Regions from separate parts of the Homo sapiens genome. Here region 2 is linked to region 1. Evidence: chromatin contacts called from ENCODE Hi-C data. All regions are on one chromosome and are shown on one strand. Each heading gives the region's core, a stretch centred on a gene start or an enhancer-like site at or near the end of the contact. The rest is flanking DNA. Distances are from core to core; before and after follow the strand shown.

What was found. A loop is a pair of places that touch in the nucleus more often than their neighbours do. Pooled maps may share reads with other maps.
Region 2: a map of sigmoid colon shows a loop between it and region 1 (5-fold over the local background). The contact joins the promoter of MAFK here to the promoter of PDGFA-DT in region 1. A Hi-C loop is called at or near these places in 2 of 168 maps with a recorded cell type or tissue (ascending aorta and sigmoid colon) and 7 of 50 pooled maps.

What each region holds. Positions count from the first base shown.
Region 1 is chr7:517,155-522,438 of GRCh38, reverse strand. It overlaps PDGFA-DT (PDGFA divergent transcript), which reads right to left and starts at 2,048. Exons shown (of 3, transcript NR_033963.1): 1 at 1-2,048. It overlaps PDGFA (platelet derived growth factor subunit A), which reads left to right and starts at 2,593. Exons shown (of 6, transcript NM_033023.5): 1 at 2,593-3,500; 2 at 4,949-5,045. The coding sequence starts at 3,438. RefSeq lists silencers at 119-258, 379-458, 2,124-2,463, 2,564-2,653, 2,934-3,073 and 1 more and enhancers at 114-1,035, 2,880-3,801, 4,724-5,284.
Region 2 is chr7:1,527,407-1,532,690 of GRCh38, reverse strand. MAFK (MAF bZIP transcription factor K) reads right to left here and starts at 1,989. Exons shown (of 3, transcript NM_002360.4): 1 at 1,793-1,989. LOC100128653 (a long non-coding RNA gene) reads left to right here. Exons shown (of 1, transcript NR_149036.1): 1 at 1-238. RefSeq lists silencers at 1,270-1,399, 1,890-2,159.

The sequences.
Region 1 (5,284 bases), core at 799-3,298:
CATGTGACCGCCCCCGTCTGCAAGGATCGCGGCAGGGCGGGCGGGGCAGGTGCCGCAGCCTCCGCGCGCAAAACCCGCCGGCGGGGCCCGGGTCGCACCGTCCCCTCCTGGGCCGAGCACCTGAAACCCACCTCGTCCCTCCGTCCCCCTCCCCAGGGGCTGCAATGAGGACGCTGGGAGTTTGAATGGAAACGAAGGCCGGGGAGGGGGGTCCGCGCGGGCGTGGGTTTTTTATCCAAGTCGGTGACCTCTTGGTTAAGTCAGCCCTGCGGTTTCAACGCCCAATCCCCCCAAAAAAGCCTGTGGGGGTCCACGTCTCCTTGTGTCTTCCGGGGATCCGGCGGAGAATGTGGCGGGGCCGGGCAGGGGGGTCCCAGTCCCACGCCGGGTGCGTCGTGCCCCGAGTCTCCCCAGAAGGCGGCTGTCGCGCGGCTGCACAAGTTTTCGCCTCCCTCGCGCGGCCGCTGTTGTTGTGGTCGCCATGGCGACGGGTCGCGGTTTTATTTTTAATAGCGGCCGGCGATTAGAGAGATGCCTGCACCGCTTTCGCCTAAGCTCTGCGTCCCCCGCGGGTGAAGCACCCACGCCCCGCCCCAGCCCCCGCCTCGCTCCAGCGCCCCTTGCACGTCCCCAGGTGGCCCTAAACTCTAGCTGGGCGCACCCGTAGCTCCAGGCCGGGCAGGGGAGCCGAGGGAAGCAGCCATCTAGGCCCTCAGAGGCGGCGAGGACCCCCAGGATCCCTCAAGCTGGGAGGGACGGGTACCCCATCCCCAATACAACGCGACCTTCCTCCTTGCCTTCCACACCGTCTTACCGAGTCCTCTAACCCCACAGAGGTGTCCTCGGGCCCCCTCTGCGCGCGAGCAGTCCGAGGCCCAGGAAGACAGGATGCGCGCCACTCCGGGATAACTGGCCGAAGAATGAGGCCGGGGTCCGGCCTGCGTCCTGGCCCTGCGAGTCCGGCTCTTTCCAGAAGCCATGCAGTGGGTGTCCCCTCCCAAGCCGCAAGTTCCCCCTGGAGGGACAAGGCCTGGCTTTAAGGGGCTCCTCCACGTTTCCAAGGCTCCCCTGGTTCTGTCCCGGTCCCGCTTGGTCCTGACCACCCAGAGGGCATGCTTGACCGCGGGGGTCGTGGTGTGGGGCTGCGGCCAACGGAAGGGAGAGACGTGGGGAGGGGGCCTGCAGGTGTGTGGAAGGGCGCGTGTAGACGCGACCCACTGGGAGCGGAGGGAGAGGCGTCGCTCCCCAAATATTTGGGGGAAGGGGAGAGCCCCCGAAGCGCTCTCCGGATTCGGCCTTTGAAATGCTAGAGCTGGCCTAGCTGGGGATGAAAGACCGCCCGCGGGGCTGCGCCTTAACGGCCTTTGTCTGGAGGGAGGGCGACCGCGACGGGGGCAGGGGTTTAATCGACAGGGTTGGGGGTGACGGCTGGGCCGGGCGGGATTCTCCGCTGCTCACCCAAGGAAGCGTCTCCTGGGCTCCAGGGGCCTAGGCCGTCTAGCCTCGGGGTCTGCACAGCACGCCACCCCGCTGGACCCGGTACCAGGACGCGTAGACCCCCTGGCAGGGCACTGACGAGCACCTGGACCTGTAGTCAGGGTCCAATCCCTCCTGGTCTAGGGAGGCGAAATCCATCCAGCCCAGGCGCACCCGCCCTTTCTCGGCGTGGGAGCCGTCTAGCCACGCTCAGACCTCGGCCTCCGCGCGCGTTCCTCCCCCGCATCGCGCTCTGAGCTGCGCCTCGGCCGGAGGTGGCGCTCTGTGCGCCCCACGGATCCCGACGCGGGAGGCTCAGAACCCGGGGGACCCTCACCGGTGGCTCCTTTCCCTTCCATCCCCTCGACTTCCCGGCTCAGGGCGCGGCCCTGCCTTCGGCGCGGGAGTGGGGGACTGGGGGGCGCGGGGTCCCAGGGTGGGGACGAGGCGGGCTGCAGGCCCTTTCCCCGACTGGAGCTCGCTCCCAAGTGGAAATGTGGGTGGAGGGTCCTCATTCAGATGCCCCAGGCCTCGGATCCTGGGCGGGGGCGCGTGGCAGCCGCCAGGTGAGTGCCCCAAACCCGCCCCCCTCCTTCCCCAAAGACTGACTCCCCCTCCTTTTATGGAGAGAGGAAGGCTGGGGCCCTGGATCCGAACCGTGGAGAGCGGCCGGAGCGCCGGGGCGGGGGCGGGGACCGGCTCTCTGGCCCTTTTTGGCGCAGCAGCTCTGGGCGCTGCCCGCTGCCGCCGCTGGGGCCCGAGAGAGGCGAGCCGGCGACGGCGGCGCTTCTGCGGCGGCCTCCTCCCTCCCCACCCGGTGCCGCAGGATTGCAGCTGGCACTGGAGGGTGGGCAAGCTCGAGGGAGGGGCGCGGAGCCCCGGCGCGGAGCCGGGCGCGGGGCTTTGATGGATTTAGCTGCTTGCGCGAGCGCGTGTGTGCTCCCTGCCGCGGCGGCGGCGCCCGGGCCCTGCCGGGTCCGCACGAACCCCGAGCGCTTCCGAGGTGCGGGTCCCAGGCCCGGAATCCGGGGGAGGCGGGGGGGGGGGGCGGGGGCGGGGGCGGGGGAGGGGCGCGGCGGCGGCGCTATAACCCTCTCCCCGCCGCCGGCCGGCTCCACACGCGCGCCCTGCGGAGCCCGCCCAACTCCGGCGAGCCGGGCCTGCGCCTACTCCTCCTCCTCCTCTCCCGGCGGCGGCTGCGGCGGAGGCGCCGACTCGGCCTTGCGCCCGCCCTCAGGCCCGCGCGGGCGGCGCAGCGAGGCCCCGGGCGGCGGGTGGTGGCTGCCAGGCGGCTCGGCCGCGGGCGCTGCCCGGCCCCGGCGAGCGGAGGGCGGAGCGCGGCGCCGGAGCCGAGGGCGCGCCGCGGAGGGGGTGCTGGGCCGCGCTGTGCCCGGCCGGGCGGCGGCTGCAAGAGGAGGCCGGAGGCGAGCGCGGGGCCGGCGGTGGGCGCGCAGGGCGGCTCGCAGCTCGCAGCCGGGGCCGGGCCAGGCGTCCAGGCAGGTGATCGGTGTGGCGGCGGCGGCGGCGGCGGCCCCAGACTCCCTCCGGAGTTCTTCTTGGGGCTGATGTCCGCAAATATGCAGAATTACCGGCCGGGTCGCTCCTGAAGCCAGCGCGGGGAGCGAGCGCGGCGGCGGCCAGCACCGGGAACGCACCGAGGAAGAAGCCCAGCCCCCGCCCTCCGCCCCTTCCGTCCCCACCCCCTACCCGGCGGCCCAGGAGGCTCCCCGCGCTGCGGGCGCGCACTCCCTGTTTCTCCTCCTCCTGGCTGGCGCTGCCTGCCTCTCCGCACTCACTGCTCGCGCCGGGCGCGCTCCGCCAGCTCCGTGCTCCCCGCGCCACCCTCCTCCGGGCCGCGCTCCCTAAGGGATGGTACTGAATTTCGCCGCCACAGGAGACCGGCTGGAGCGCCCGCCCCGCGGCCTCGCCTCTCCTCCGAGCAGCCAGCGCCTCGGGACGCGATGAGGACCTTGGCTTGCCTGCTGCTCCTCGGCTGCGGATACCTCGCCCATGTTCTGGCCGAGGTTGGTGCCGCCCCCGCGCCCCGTCCCTGCGCCGGCTCCTCCGGCGCACACCCCCCGCCGGCTGGGGCGCCACGGGCTCTGCAGAGAGCGTTTTGGTTCCTGCCAGGGTGGTCGATGTTTAGATTTTCCCAACTGGGTTCTATTTTCTGCCATGCCTAAGTGTGTGTGGGGAGTTTCCAGCGTGTTGCGTCGGTCGCTCTGCCTCGGGGGGACCGGGGAGCAGCGAGGTGGACGAGTGGGCAGAAACTTCGGGGGGCGCAGTGTCCTCTCCGGGGAAGGGGAGCTGGGGCGCAGCGGGCGCTGCAGCAGCGGGGTGCGGGGAGCGGGGAAGGGGGTGTGTGTGAGCCGGCGGAGCCTGGGGAGGAGAGAAGGGCGGCGGATAAATAGGTAGGGGCGGCTGCTGCGGAAGCCCCTGGCCGGGCAGGGTGGGCAGCGCCAAGCTGCAGCCCTCGGTTCCCAGTCCCCAAGCCCGGCGGGGCTCAGGGCCGGCGCAGTCCCGCCCGCCCGGGCCTGCTTACAGGTGGCTGAGCGAGGCGAGCTGGGGCTGGGCCAGGCGTCCGCACCCTCCCACCGCGGCGTCCCCGCCCCCCCATCCCCATCCCCATCCCCATCCCCGGGAGCTTTGCTGTGATGAATGACTTTCCACAGCCCCCGTCGTGGGAACTTAGTGCTTCAGGCTCCCCAGCGACCCCCGACTCTCCTTAAAAATCGGGGAGGGGAGTGGGGGAGGCCAGAGGTGAGGGTGGTCTCCGCAGGGCACGGAGAGCTGCGCGAGGTGGAAGTTTAACCCTCGCTTTCCCTGGAGGCTTCTTCTCCCGGCCGCCGGCTGGATTTGGGCGTCTTAGTCGGCGCTAGGGCCGCGGCTGGGCCGGAGCCCGGGGTGGGGCGAGTGTGTGAGTGAGATGTGTGTGCGCGTGTGTGTGTCTGCGCGCGCGTGCGTGTGTTTGTGAGACGGAGAGACCTCTCCACGGGTTCGGCCCGGGATTCCGGGGCGTGAAATTTAAGCCCTGCCTGGATTAAAGTGTTAGGGCTGCCGTGACTCTCGCCGACCCGTGACGCATTTTAACTTGATCTTTCTAGATGTTGATCTCACTATTAAATCAGAAACTTTCGGCCCCCTCGCTGCCCCCTAGACCTTCTGTAACTGACACCCCGGGTGGAGGGGCCGGAGTGCGGGGGCTTTTGTCTGAAAATATAAAGGGGGGGGGGCTTTGATTTTGCAAAGGGCGGAACATGGATGCGGGTGGAGAATTTGGGGTCTCTTCCAGCCCCACCCCCGGCTTCTGGTTCCAGGGCCGGGGCGAGGGCTCCGCGGGGGCTGGGGCGGGGACTGCGGCCGGCGCTCGCGGGGTCTCCTCGGGCCCGGGGCGGCGGCGCTCCTGGCGGCCGGGGGCGCGTGCCGGCGGGGTCGGGGCCGCGGGCGCTGACCGTGTGGCCTCTGCTTGCAGGAAGCCGAGATCCCCCGCGAGGTGATCGAGAGGCTGGCCCGCAGTCAGATCCACAGCATCCGGGACCTCCAGCGACTCCTGGAGATAGACTCCGTAGGTAAATCGCGCCCCTTCCCTCCGCGCGCGGGGAGGGCGCGGGCGGGCGGCCTGTGCGCCCCGAGCTGGGGCCGGGCGGGGCGCCGCGCAGGAGCGCACCGAAAGGTCAGAATCCAATCCCCAGCCATAAGCGCCCGGGCGGATGAGTCAGGAGTTTCTCTTCCAGTCTCCACTTTCTCTCCCAGCGGCGGCCGAGGGCTGCTCGCTCGCCCCGGGATTGTTTTCGCCTTTAAGGAAAAC
Region 2 (5,284 bases), core at 740-3,239, 1.0 Mb before region 1:
CCTTGTAGACAGCGAAGTGGCCCGGAAGACGGTCTCCCTTAACAGCAGCCTCCCGGGTGCACACAAAGGCTGGCGCCCCGACAACCCTGACCCTCGGTAAACGCTGGCTCCCGGGTTTACCAGCACCTGGGGAGTCGACGCTGCGGGCAACCAGCCCCTCAAAGCCCTGGCTCGGTTCAAGGATAAAAGGCAGGAGAAGCCTGGTTTTTCTGCTTTAATAAATGTCTTATTTTGGAATAATGAGAGGTCTAGTTTTAAAAGCAGACTCCCTCTCCCAAGGTCAAACTCAGACATTCCTACTGGGTTACCTAAGAAAGGGAGATGTTCTCATAAATGGCACTGGACGCCCAAATAGGGTGTAGGTGTGTCCCAGACACCTGCACAGCCCACCTATGTTCTCCAGACCCCGCCCACGGCTCTTTTAATGCTCCATGTCCCTGAAGACATTGGGTTTGGAGAAGCTGCATAGGGCACCCCACTCTGTGTTGGAGAACCCCTTACAACAACACACCGTGACGGTGAAACCTCAGTGCCAGTAAAGAGACCTGGCAGCCCACCCTGGAGAATCAGAGGGGTGGGAAGGGCGCTGCCAGAGCCGAACCACACAGATATCCCCTAGACCACGATGGGGGGCGGTGGGGGGCGTTTTGAGTCTCAGGATCTTCCCAAGGCCAGGCACCTGGCCAGAGATTGGCTGGCTGCCTGTGGGTCACCTGGTGAATGAATGGTGAGTGGATCTAATTTCTGCCTCAGCTACAAGAGCTACTTAAGAAGCAAGAAAACAGCATGCTCAGGGACGCAGGACACCAGGAGAGGGACACGGGAGGCCCCGCGAACACGGACACACACGGTGTGAGCGCGAGAATGCAGTGCAGGGCCACTGCTGTGTCCCAGGCGGACCCAGGTCAAGGGCCAAGGCCAGGCGGGGTCCTGGCTTTCTGGGTTTCTCGGTGGCGCCTGGTCCCACCCCCCAGGATCTAGAGGCTGTGCAGACGCAGACACACACAGTCACGGGCACATACACAGTTTCCTGAACTTGACAGAGGCACAGAAGAACTCACGCAGTGGGAGCGGGAAGAGGCCGGAGCCCCTGCCCCACACGTGAGCAAAGGGACGAGCCTTGGGGCCACTGTCACCTGCCCCCCTCCCGCCTCCCCACGGCCTTCCTTCCAGCAACCCTGGCAGGTGGGCGGCTGAGAGCGACACCAGTCCCAGGATCCCGCCTGTGGGGAGACCCGGTTACCCCCACCCCGTTCCCGGGCACGCGTGACCCCAGCCACTGGGCCAGAGCGCCGCCCGTCACCGGGAGGAAGCGCGGGGGGCAGTCCGGGGCCGCACGCGGAAGCCACGCTGGGGCGGAAGCCGCGGAGAATCCACGCGCCCGCGCCCTCCCCGCACCGCCCGCACGTGGCGCCCGCCCCGCCCCGCCCCCCGCAGGTGTGAAGGCGCGGGCCCGATGCGCGCCGCCGACCCGCGTGGATCCTCGTCCTCCCAGGTCTGGGGTCCGCGCCCTGGGGCCCCCGGCGCGGCAAGCATGGCCCGGGCGGCACGTGCAGGGGAGAGAGCCTCGCGTCCCGGGGAAGCCCCCGGGCCTGCGGGGCGGGGCCCACCTGGGCAGGTGCCCGGGCCGCGCCGCGGGCCGCATGAGGGTCTCGGGCCCCGCGCACCCAACCCCGCCACCCTCGGCCCGCGCCCCCAGGCGGCCGTGACTCAGCGGCCAGGTAGCCCCGGCCCCGCGCCCCGGTCCCCGTCCCCGCCGCGGCCCGGGCCCCGCTGCCCCACCGCCCCTCACCTGGCGTCGCGCGGAGGGCGCGGGCGCGCGGCGGCTCCTCGCGGGCACGCGCTGTCCTCGCGCCGGCGCTCACTGTCGCGCTCCCCTCGGCCGCCGCCGCCGCCTGGCGCTCGGGCTCCGACTTCGCGAAGAACAACAAGTGCCCCCGCGCCGCCCGCCGCCACCGCACCCGCCCGCCCGGCTCCCCAGCATCTGACACCGCTTCCGGGATCCGCGGCGCGCGCGTCACACCGCCCTGCCCCCCGGGCCACGCCCCCTCCCCGCCCCGCGGCCACGCCCCCCGGCCACGCCCTCCTCTCCCGCCCGGGGGGCCGCTGGCCCCGCGCGCACCTGCAATCCCCGCGCTTTGGGAGGCCCTGCGGGAAGATCTCTGGAGGCCGGGAGTTCAAGACCAGCCTGGGCAACATAGCGAAACCTCCCTTCCCCCATTCTCTGTCTCTATAAACATAAAAAACATTAAGGCCAGCTGGGAACGGTGGCTCATGCCTGTAATCCCAGCACTTTGGGAGGCCAAAGCAGGAGGATCGCTTGAGCCCAGGAGTTCCAGACCAGCCTGGACAACACAGTGAGACCCCCATCTCTACAAAAAAATTACAAAAATTAGTCGGGCGTGGTGGTATGTGCCTGCGGCCCCAGATATTCAGGAGGCTGAGGCAGGAGGATGGCTTGAACCTGGAAGGTGGAGGCTGCCATGATTTCATCACTGCACTCTAGCCTGGGTGACAAGGTGAGACCCTGTCTCAAAAAAACAAAACAAGCAAACCAGCAATGTAAAAATGGGGATAAGCGGCTAGTGATCACAGCCTCTGTGGGTGGGGCCAGCCCCCTTCTAAAGCCCCAGCTGGTGGTTGCCAGGGGACACAGCAGGCCCAGGATGGGGTTAGGGCACCACTGGCCCAAGGAGTCCTGTGAGGGATCCTCAGGTGGGGGCGGGCCCCTGAGGGAGCTGCCTCTGCTTCCTGTCACAGGTGGAGGACAGGCTGGAGAGGGGATCCGTCTGGAGCCCCTTGCCACGCTTCTGGGTCCCCAAGTCCCGCCCCCCTCTGAGCGCTGCAGGAAGAGGAGTTTCAGGCCTGGGCAACCGAGGGCCCCCCAGGACACCCATGGCATCTGCCCGGGGTTCTGGGAAGCCTGTTTTCTCAGCTCAGGTGGGACCCGGGAGCCTGTTTTCTCGGCTCAGGTGGGACTCAGGAGCCAGTGCAGGGAGGTCTGTGCATCTTCTGGGTGTCGTCCTTACCACCATGTGGCTGGGGATTTAGGCAGCAGCCCAGTGGCCTCTTGCTGTGGAGCGCGGGGGCAGCCTCCCGGGCCATCTCTCCCCCCCACTTGCGGGTTCTGCACTGGCCACCTGGGAGGCCCCTCCTTGCTAAGGCCCACACGGCCGTCTGGGGCAGCTAGCCACAGTGATGCCTGCAACCTGGCCGCAGAAACAGGTGCCAAGAAATAACTCAACAGCAGCAGTAGCGACAATGTCCCACGTCCCCAGGATGTTTGCAGAAAGACATCCCCCGGGGATGGGAAAGGTGCTTCCCTTGTCCTGGCCCACACTCTGCACTCGGGGTCCTGGGATGCGCTGGGAGCCTCCAGAGAAGCTGTGGCCATCTCCGCGGGACTCTTTACGTTACTCATGGTGTCGCTCCTCTAACCCAAATGCATTCTTTCCATAGCAGGCTTTTGTTACTAATCACACACTTTTATTATCTCTTTAATTTTTTAATTTGTATTTATTTATTTCTGAGATGGAGTCTCACTCTGTCGTCCAGGCTGGAGTGCAGTGGCACCATCTCGGCTCACTGCAGCCTCCGCCTCCCAGGTTCAAGTGATTCTCCTGCCTCAGCCCCCTCGAGTAGCTGGGATCACAGGTGCCCACCACCACGTCTGGTTAAATTTTGTTTTTGTTCTTGTTGCTGTTTTGAGATGGAGTCTCACTCTGTTGCCAGGCTGGAGTGCAGTAGCACGATCTCGGATCACTGCAAGCTCCGCCTCCCAGATTTAAACAATTCTTCTGCCTCAGCCTCCTGAGTAGCTGGGACTACAGATGCCTGCCACCACGCCCGGCTAATTTTTTTTTTTTTTGTATTTTTAGTAGAGACGGGTTTCACCATGTTAGCCAGGATGGTCTCAATCTCTTGACCTTGTGATCTGCCTGCCTCGGCCTCCCAAAGTGCTGGGATTACAGGCGTGCGCCACCACACCGGCTGATTTTTGTATTTTTCGTAGAGACGGTTTCACCATGTTGGCCAGGCTGGTCTCGAACCCCTGACCTCAGGTGATCCACCCGCCCTGGCCTCCCAAAGTGCTGGGATTACAGGCGTGAGCCACTGCATCCAGCCTAATTTTTAAAATTTTGAATTATTTATTTATGTTTGTTTTATGAGACAACATCTCACTGTCGCCCAAACTGGAGTTCACTGGTGCAATCACAGTTCCCTGTAGCCTCCACCTCCCAGGTTCAAGTGATCCTCCCACCTCAGCCTCCTAAGTAGCTGGGACCAAGGGCTGGTGCTACCACGCTTGGCTAATTTTCTTTGTTTTTTTTTGTAGAGACAGGATCTTGCTCTGTTGCCTAGGCTGGTCTTGAACTCCTGGGCTCAAGTGATCCTCCCGCCTCGTCCTCTCAACGTGTTGGGATTACACGCATGAGCCACTGTGCCTAGCCAAAGTTTACTTTTTATTGTGGTAAAGTAAACATCACATAGAATTTACCATTTTAACCATTTTTTTTAAGTTAAAAAAATATTTTTTCAGAGATAGGGTCTTGCTACGTTGGTCAGGTTGGTCTTGAACTCCTGGCCTCAAGCAATCCTCCTACCTCAGCCTCCCAAAGTGCTAAGATCACAGGTGTGATTAGGTGAATAGGCTGGGCATGGTGGCCATCACACTAGGCCAAGTTAACCATTCTAAGTGTACGGTTCGGTGGCGTTAAGTACATTCACGTTGTGGTACAAACATTGCCATCATCCATCTCCAGAAATTTTTCATCATTTAGTAGTTCCTTTTGTAAAAAAATGTTAAGTTCTGGCTGGGCAAGCTGGCTCACGCCTGTAATCCCAGCACTTTGGGAAGCTAAGGTGGGTGGATCACCTGAGGTCAGGAGTTCAAGACCAGCCTGACCAACATGGAGAAACCCTGTCTCTACTAAAAATACAAAATTAGCTGAGTGTGGTGGCGCATGCCTATAATCCCAGCACTTTGGGAGGCTGAGACGGGCAGATCACCTGAGGTCGGGAGTTCAAGAGCATCCTGACCAACATGGAGAAACCCCATGTCTACTAAAAATACAAAATTAGCCAGATGTGGTGACTCACGCCTGTAGTCCCAGCTACTCGGGAGCCTGAGGCAGGAGAACCACTTGAACCCAGGAGGCGGAGGCTTCAGTGAGCCGAGATTGCACCATTGTACTCCAGCCTGGGAAACAAGAGCAAAACTCTGTCTCCAAAAAAAGAAAAAGTGTGTGTGTGTGTGTGTGTGTGTGTGTGTGTGTGTGTGTGT